2 separate regions of the Homo sapiens genome follow, and region 2 is linked to region 1. Evidence: chromatin loops called from intact Hi-C (ENCODE). Cell type or tissue: MCF 10A. All regions are shown on one strand. Links, peaks and the distances in the headings refer to the core of each region. The heading gives the core; the rest is flanking DNA.

The links. Peaks named below come from ENCODE experiments on the same cell type or tissue, not always from the same donor. Only the 100,000 strongest peaks of a DNase experiment are listed, where the experiment ranks them.
Region 2: it touches region 1 in a loop (5-fold over the local background); 2 of 110 quality-filtered maps call a loop at or near these places.

What each region holds. Positions count from the first base shown.
Region 1 is chr12:39,003,519-39,006,445 of GRCh38, reverse strand. No RefSeq gene overlaps it. Among named protein-coding and RNA genes, the nearest start is that of CPNE8-AS1, 99 kb to the right of the region's middle. In MCF 10A, for the core only: no CTCF peak of the experiment used is centred there; no DNase peak of the experiment used is centred there.
Region 2 is chr12:39,069,585-39,072,511 of GRCh38, reverse strand. No RefSeq gene overlaps it. Among named protein-coding and RNA genes, the nearest start is that of LINC02406, 74 kb to the left of the region's middle. In MCF 10A, for the core only: no CTCF peak of the experiment used is centred there; DNase peaks (open chromatin) are centred at 701 and 1,531.

The DNA.
Region 1 (2,927 bases), core at 223-2,722:
AGATTACTCAGTAGGAATACTTAGAAGTCATTAATAGGAATAAGTAGGAATTACATCAGTAGGAATACTTAGAACTCTTGCAGGTTAATCATGCAGGTTAGTTTTCTGTTTCTGCCATAACAAATTTACCACAAATGTAGTCGCTGAAAAACAGCATGAATTTATTATTATCATACAGTTGTGTAAGTTAGGAATCTGACATGAGGCTCACTGGATGAAAATCAAGGTACTGGCAGAACTGCCTTTCTTTCTGGAAGCTCTGGGGGAGAAACCCTTTACTCTCCTTTCCAGCTCCCACACTCCTTGGCTCATGGCCCCTTTCCTTGACTTCAAAGTCAGCAATGTTTTTTGTATCTCTCTCTGACCTTCTTTCAGCTTCACATCTTTCTGAACATAACTGGGAAAGGTTTCATTCTTTTAAGGATTCATGTTTTTGGATTGCACCCACCTGGATAATCCAGGATATTCTTCCTATCTCAGAGGTCTTAATTTTTTTTTAAAAAAAATTGACACATAATAATTGTACATATTTATAGGGTATAAAGTGATGTTTCAGTACCTACAATGCATAATGATTAGATCAGCATAATTAGCATATCCATCATCTCAAACATGTATCATTTCTTTGTGTTGGAAACATTCAATATGCTCTTCCAGGTGTTTGAAAATGTATAATATATTATTGTTAACTCTAGTCATCCTACAGTGCTATGAAATGCTAGAATCCATTCATCCTATCTAGCTGTAATTTTGTGTCCTTTAACAAATCTCTCCCTATCCCCTATCTCCTCCTACTCTTCTCAGCCTCTAGTAACCTCTGTTTTACTTTTTACTTCTGTGAGATCAACCTTCTCTTAGCTTTAGCATGTGAGTGAGAGCATGTAGTGTTTATCAAAGTTCTTAATCTTTATCTCATCAGCAAAATTCCTTTTGCCATAGAAAGTAACATTCACAGGTTCCAAGGATTGGACATGAACAATTTTGAGAACTATTGTTCTGCATACCACACCATGACCACAAAGCTTTATTACTATCTAGTCTTCTTTTGCTTAATTTTGACTCAGTAGACTTTATTCTTACTTTGGTTCCAAATTGTGCACAAACCTTTTCTCAACCAGTTTACCACATTTTTTGGATTCGATAATGTTTACCAAATTTCTCCTCAATCTTTTCCTACTAAGTCTGATCACTTCATCACTCGTTAAACTCTGTGGATTTCATAAGACTCCATTCTAATCTAAATCATGGCTATATGGGAAGTATTGCATTACTTTATTTCCTTTAAAACAAATCAAATCTGTTAGCCCCTATCTCAGGTGTAAAAACCTTTCTCAGTTGCTACTGCAGTACTCCTCTTTCTACTCTCAGTGTCATGCCAAGATTGTTTCAGGCAGAGAAAAGCTATTTGAGAAAGGTGTTTGAGTCTTTGTTTCTGTGGAGATGGAAGCCCAATTGTTCAAACCCAAAGTCTGCCAAAATTCTTGTCCTTCTATTATTTCTTTTAGTGCATGTGGGACATCTTTGTAGGGCTCAGGAACCTTGTAGTCTACAGATACAGATAGTCTCCTGAGGTGCTCTACATATTCATTTTCCTTTAAATGTCCTTTCTTTTCTCTAGGGTATTGGGAGTGTAGACTCAAGGCTGAGCACCAAATCTCTATCTCCTCCTAATGCCTTAAAGCTAATACCCCCTACTCTAGCCTTGGTGAATTTGCCTCTTTTCCCTCGTGGCCTTCATATGCAAGCCCCTTTGTCTTGTACCCCCTCACATAATTTCCTTAAAAAGATTAGATTTCTGGAGGTAAAACCTGGAGATAAATTAGTCTGCTGAGACCTACTGCTTTTCAGAGAGCCTTCACAAACATCTGTTGAAATAAAGGGGACATCCTGAAACATCTTGAAACAATGGGGAGAAAAAGTACTGCTAAAATGAAACACAAGTTAATAATTTCATAAACCATTTCTTCATGCTACAGTTTACTTGCTAGTACAGATTTATGTCACTCCAGGACTGATCTTATTAGTTCTCTAGCTAGATGTGCACAGCAGCTTCCCTCCAAGTTGCAATAAGTGCCTCGAGGTTAGACTTCATAATTTTAGGATAAACAAATAAATAGAATCCTAGTAGGCAGGTTGAGACTATACTTAAAAGGTCTACATTGTACAGACTGTGTAAATTAGGAAATATTTGTATTTCATATAATTCATATTCATATTTATATTTAATATAAATATAAGTAATGTTTATTAATAATATAATAAACTATAAAGTAGTAATATGAAAATATATATTATTTATACTAATTATTTCATTTAATTCTCACAACATACCACTGAAGTAAGAATTGCTAGAACCATTTTCCAGATGAAGAAACTGAGGCTCGTGAAGTACCTTACTCAAGGTCACAGTGTTAGTAAATGACTGTGCCAGGACTTAAGCTCTATGAAGATCTGGGCTTTTACCACCAGGCTGTGCTGCTCATAGCGCAGTGTACTAACCAGTGGACTTCAATCTGGAGGTCCAAGCTGAGTAGAACTGTCACATAAGTAGGAGTTTAGATTTAAAGCTGACACTCAAAATTGAACTTTCATCTTTGGAGTTTGTTTGACAGAATTCAACACCAGCAGGCAGAGAGGTACACACACGCCAGTCTTGTGTTTGTCTGTAATCTGTAGTCAGTTTGAAAACCTCTCAAACTCATTGTCATTTTATTTTATTCAAATAATGTGGAAGATTATAAAGCAGGACAAAAAGGCAAATCCTTTTCATGCTTCCCTTTGCATTACAGTGACTATTGTTAATATTCTATACAGCCTAAGGCATGGGGAAAAATAATTTTCCAATCAAAGGCAAAGTTTTCTCTAAACTTAAATAAAATGATAAAAGTTGCTACATTTAAAAATAACTTTCTTTTTACAAGGACCTT
Region 2 (2,927 bases), core at 199-2,698, 66 kb before region 1:
TGCTGAAAATAATCAGTACTGGCAGCATAAACCTAGGATTTTTAAAAAATGAAAGCCACAGAAGAAAGGGGATGAACAAATATATCAGTATTATGGCTTTTTTGAAGGTCTGGTATCTGTTAGCTTTGAGAAAGCATGTATAGACATTTTGGCAGTATTATTATTGGAAGCCTGATAACTGGTATCCACTCCGTAAATGAAGGAAGGCATAGCAAATAGGAAAGAAATAATTATGTTGACTTTTGTGAAATCCATTTGGTAATATTTAGAAGATGATAATGAGTAGACAACTAAGATTGAGGAACCATAAAATATGTGCATGCTGAGAATATTACAAGTGACTAAATAATAAATGTTAGTGCTGCATTTTTAAGGGACAGGTTTTTGTTTTACTCAGGCTGACAAATTTATAGTACTTGTTTTGTATCCACCAGCTATTCCACTTGCAATCTAAGTATTTTGAGAGATACTTTTTTTTTTTTAAGTTCTACAAGTGTCTTGATTGTAATACGTTTTCAGGTTATCTTTTCATTTACCCTGCCCTGCTTTCCTTCTTGGTTCAATTTTAGTCCAGCCAGTTAGTTCAAGTTCATGCTCAGCATCTGTAGCTGCCCAATTACGTAAGGACTGTCACCCTGATCCTGGAGTTTCCCAAGACAGATGTTTGGCCAGGAATTGCCGCTGGTCTCCATCTAAAATGCCAGGCATCCCATGGTGTTTTGAGAAAATTGACTCATGCTCTGTGGCAGCGTCCTCTGAACAAACTGAATGTTATCCAGAGTCAGGAGCAAATGAAGTTTCCTGTACCAACTGTGGATGTCACTGGTGTGTTGCTGACAGTAAGGTTCCATGTTGCTTCTTTTTCTTTTTTTCTTTTTTTTATTTTTATTTATTTATTTATTTTTTATTTTTTTTAAATTTTATTATTATTATACTTTAAGTTTTAAGGTACATGTGCACAACGTGCAGGTTTGTTACATATGTATACATGTGCCATGTTGGTGTGCTGCACCCATTAACTCGTCATTTAGCATTAGGAAACAAGAGGCTGCTTGTGCCATGCGGTTTCCCATTCAGAAACGCATTGATTGCCACCCTCAACCAGGAACCTCTCAAGAAAGCTGTGAAGCTAGAGGCTGCTTCCAGTGTTCCACAACCACTACCGACATTCCTTGGTGGTTTTACCCAGCAGATGGTTCATATGGCTACACCATAAATGATCAACCTGAAAAGACAGATCCAGGATGGAGGTATATATTTTCAAGAACTTTTAATAAGCATTTCTCTCATCTAAAATTTCTGATCTATGCTCGTGGGTTTATTTGGTTCAGGATGACCTGTCATCCTCAGACATTACATTCTAGTTATGTTTGCCATAGCCTGGGAACGCAGAGCCTTCATGGTGAATGAAAAAGCCAAAAATGCATGGCTTTTTGCTTCCTAATCATTGTCAACTCAATTGTTGAAGAGGAGGTTACACTTTTTCTTCTTTCTCAATCAGTTGTGTGGGCCCTGCCAAATAGCCAGAAAGACTCATTATTTTGTGTAGAGAGATGACTCATTGCATACAAGTTGGGCTAAGGTAAACTTCTTGTCGTTTATGGTATCATGTAAACCTTTTGAAAAAAAGCTTTCTCTTTTTGCATATTTTTGTGAAGCATCAGACAGCATTTAATTTTCAGTGAAATGACATAAAAACCTAAGAATGGAAAAGTACCCTTAACAGCAACTATTTTATAACATCTGAAATCATACTCTAAAGTAACCAGAGTACTTATTCTAATCAATAAGTACAAAAATAACTCAATTACAAATATTGTGTTTAACTTCTATAAGAAAAAAGATACTCATTTTTTGTTAAGATTCTCAAGAGAAAAGCCAGATTTAATGTCGAATGCCACTTAAAACATTTGTCCAAGCACTGATATTTGGAGACTAGATTCTCGATTTTGATATGTTGGATATTTTTCTGGGAAATGTATGGAATGTATAAAATTGTGGCATTTACTTAGTTGGAGCTGAGCAGAGTGTTCTGAAAGCTAACTTCAATTTCTGTTTGGAATCTATGAGCTATTTTCTCTTTACATTGCATGACCAGGGCTTGAGAAATGTGTCAAAATCTGTTTATAATTACATTTCTTACTGGGCAGTAACGTAAAATTGAATGATGATGCTTAGGAGAAGGGATTTGGAGGACCATCCTCTTTAAGGACAAAGGCAAAAAATGACTATAGAGACACAAGCAAGAAGCAGAAGAGTAAAATCTGGGCTGAGAGGAGCTGATTTATAATAGGAAAGAACAGGGTAGTCTCAGAAATACAATGAATTCCAAATTGAAAGAAGAAAAGAAAAATATCATTACATTTCATTTTTATTGCTCCTGGACCTTGAAAGTCCTCTGCTTTGAGGAAACCAGCCTATTTTACAGACTTGAAAATAGAACTTGATTGAGCTAACTTATATTATATGCTATTTTCTGTTATTCTAAATTTGCCATTGGTTTGAGTTTTTACAGATTTTAGCAGAGATCATTATGGGAAACATTTTGAATACTGATTAAAATTTGAAGTTAAAAGAAAGATTTCAGGAAAAGTAAGAGCAGTGAACCATAAAACTGAATAAAATAAATAAATATCAGATAAATTAAATCATTAACAAATTAAATTCTGACTGGGAACAGAGGTTAAATGGAACAGAATTGCCTAAGAGGTAGAAGGACTTCGAGCAATTCACAAAGACAGATTGTTAGCGTCTTCCTAGTCTGGGCTGCCTCTGGCTTATTTGTAATGCATACCTAGACTGGCACTTAATTCTGGGCCTGGGAGAGCTCATTATGTCCCAATTTTACCATTGGATCATTTTGCTTACTGATTTTAGACAGCTCCCAAATCGTAATGGATTCTTTGTGAATCAGGTCTTTGGAAAGA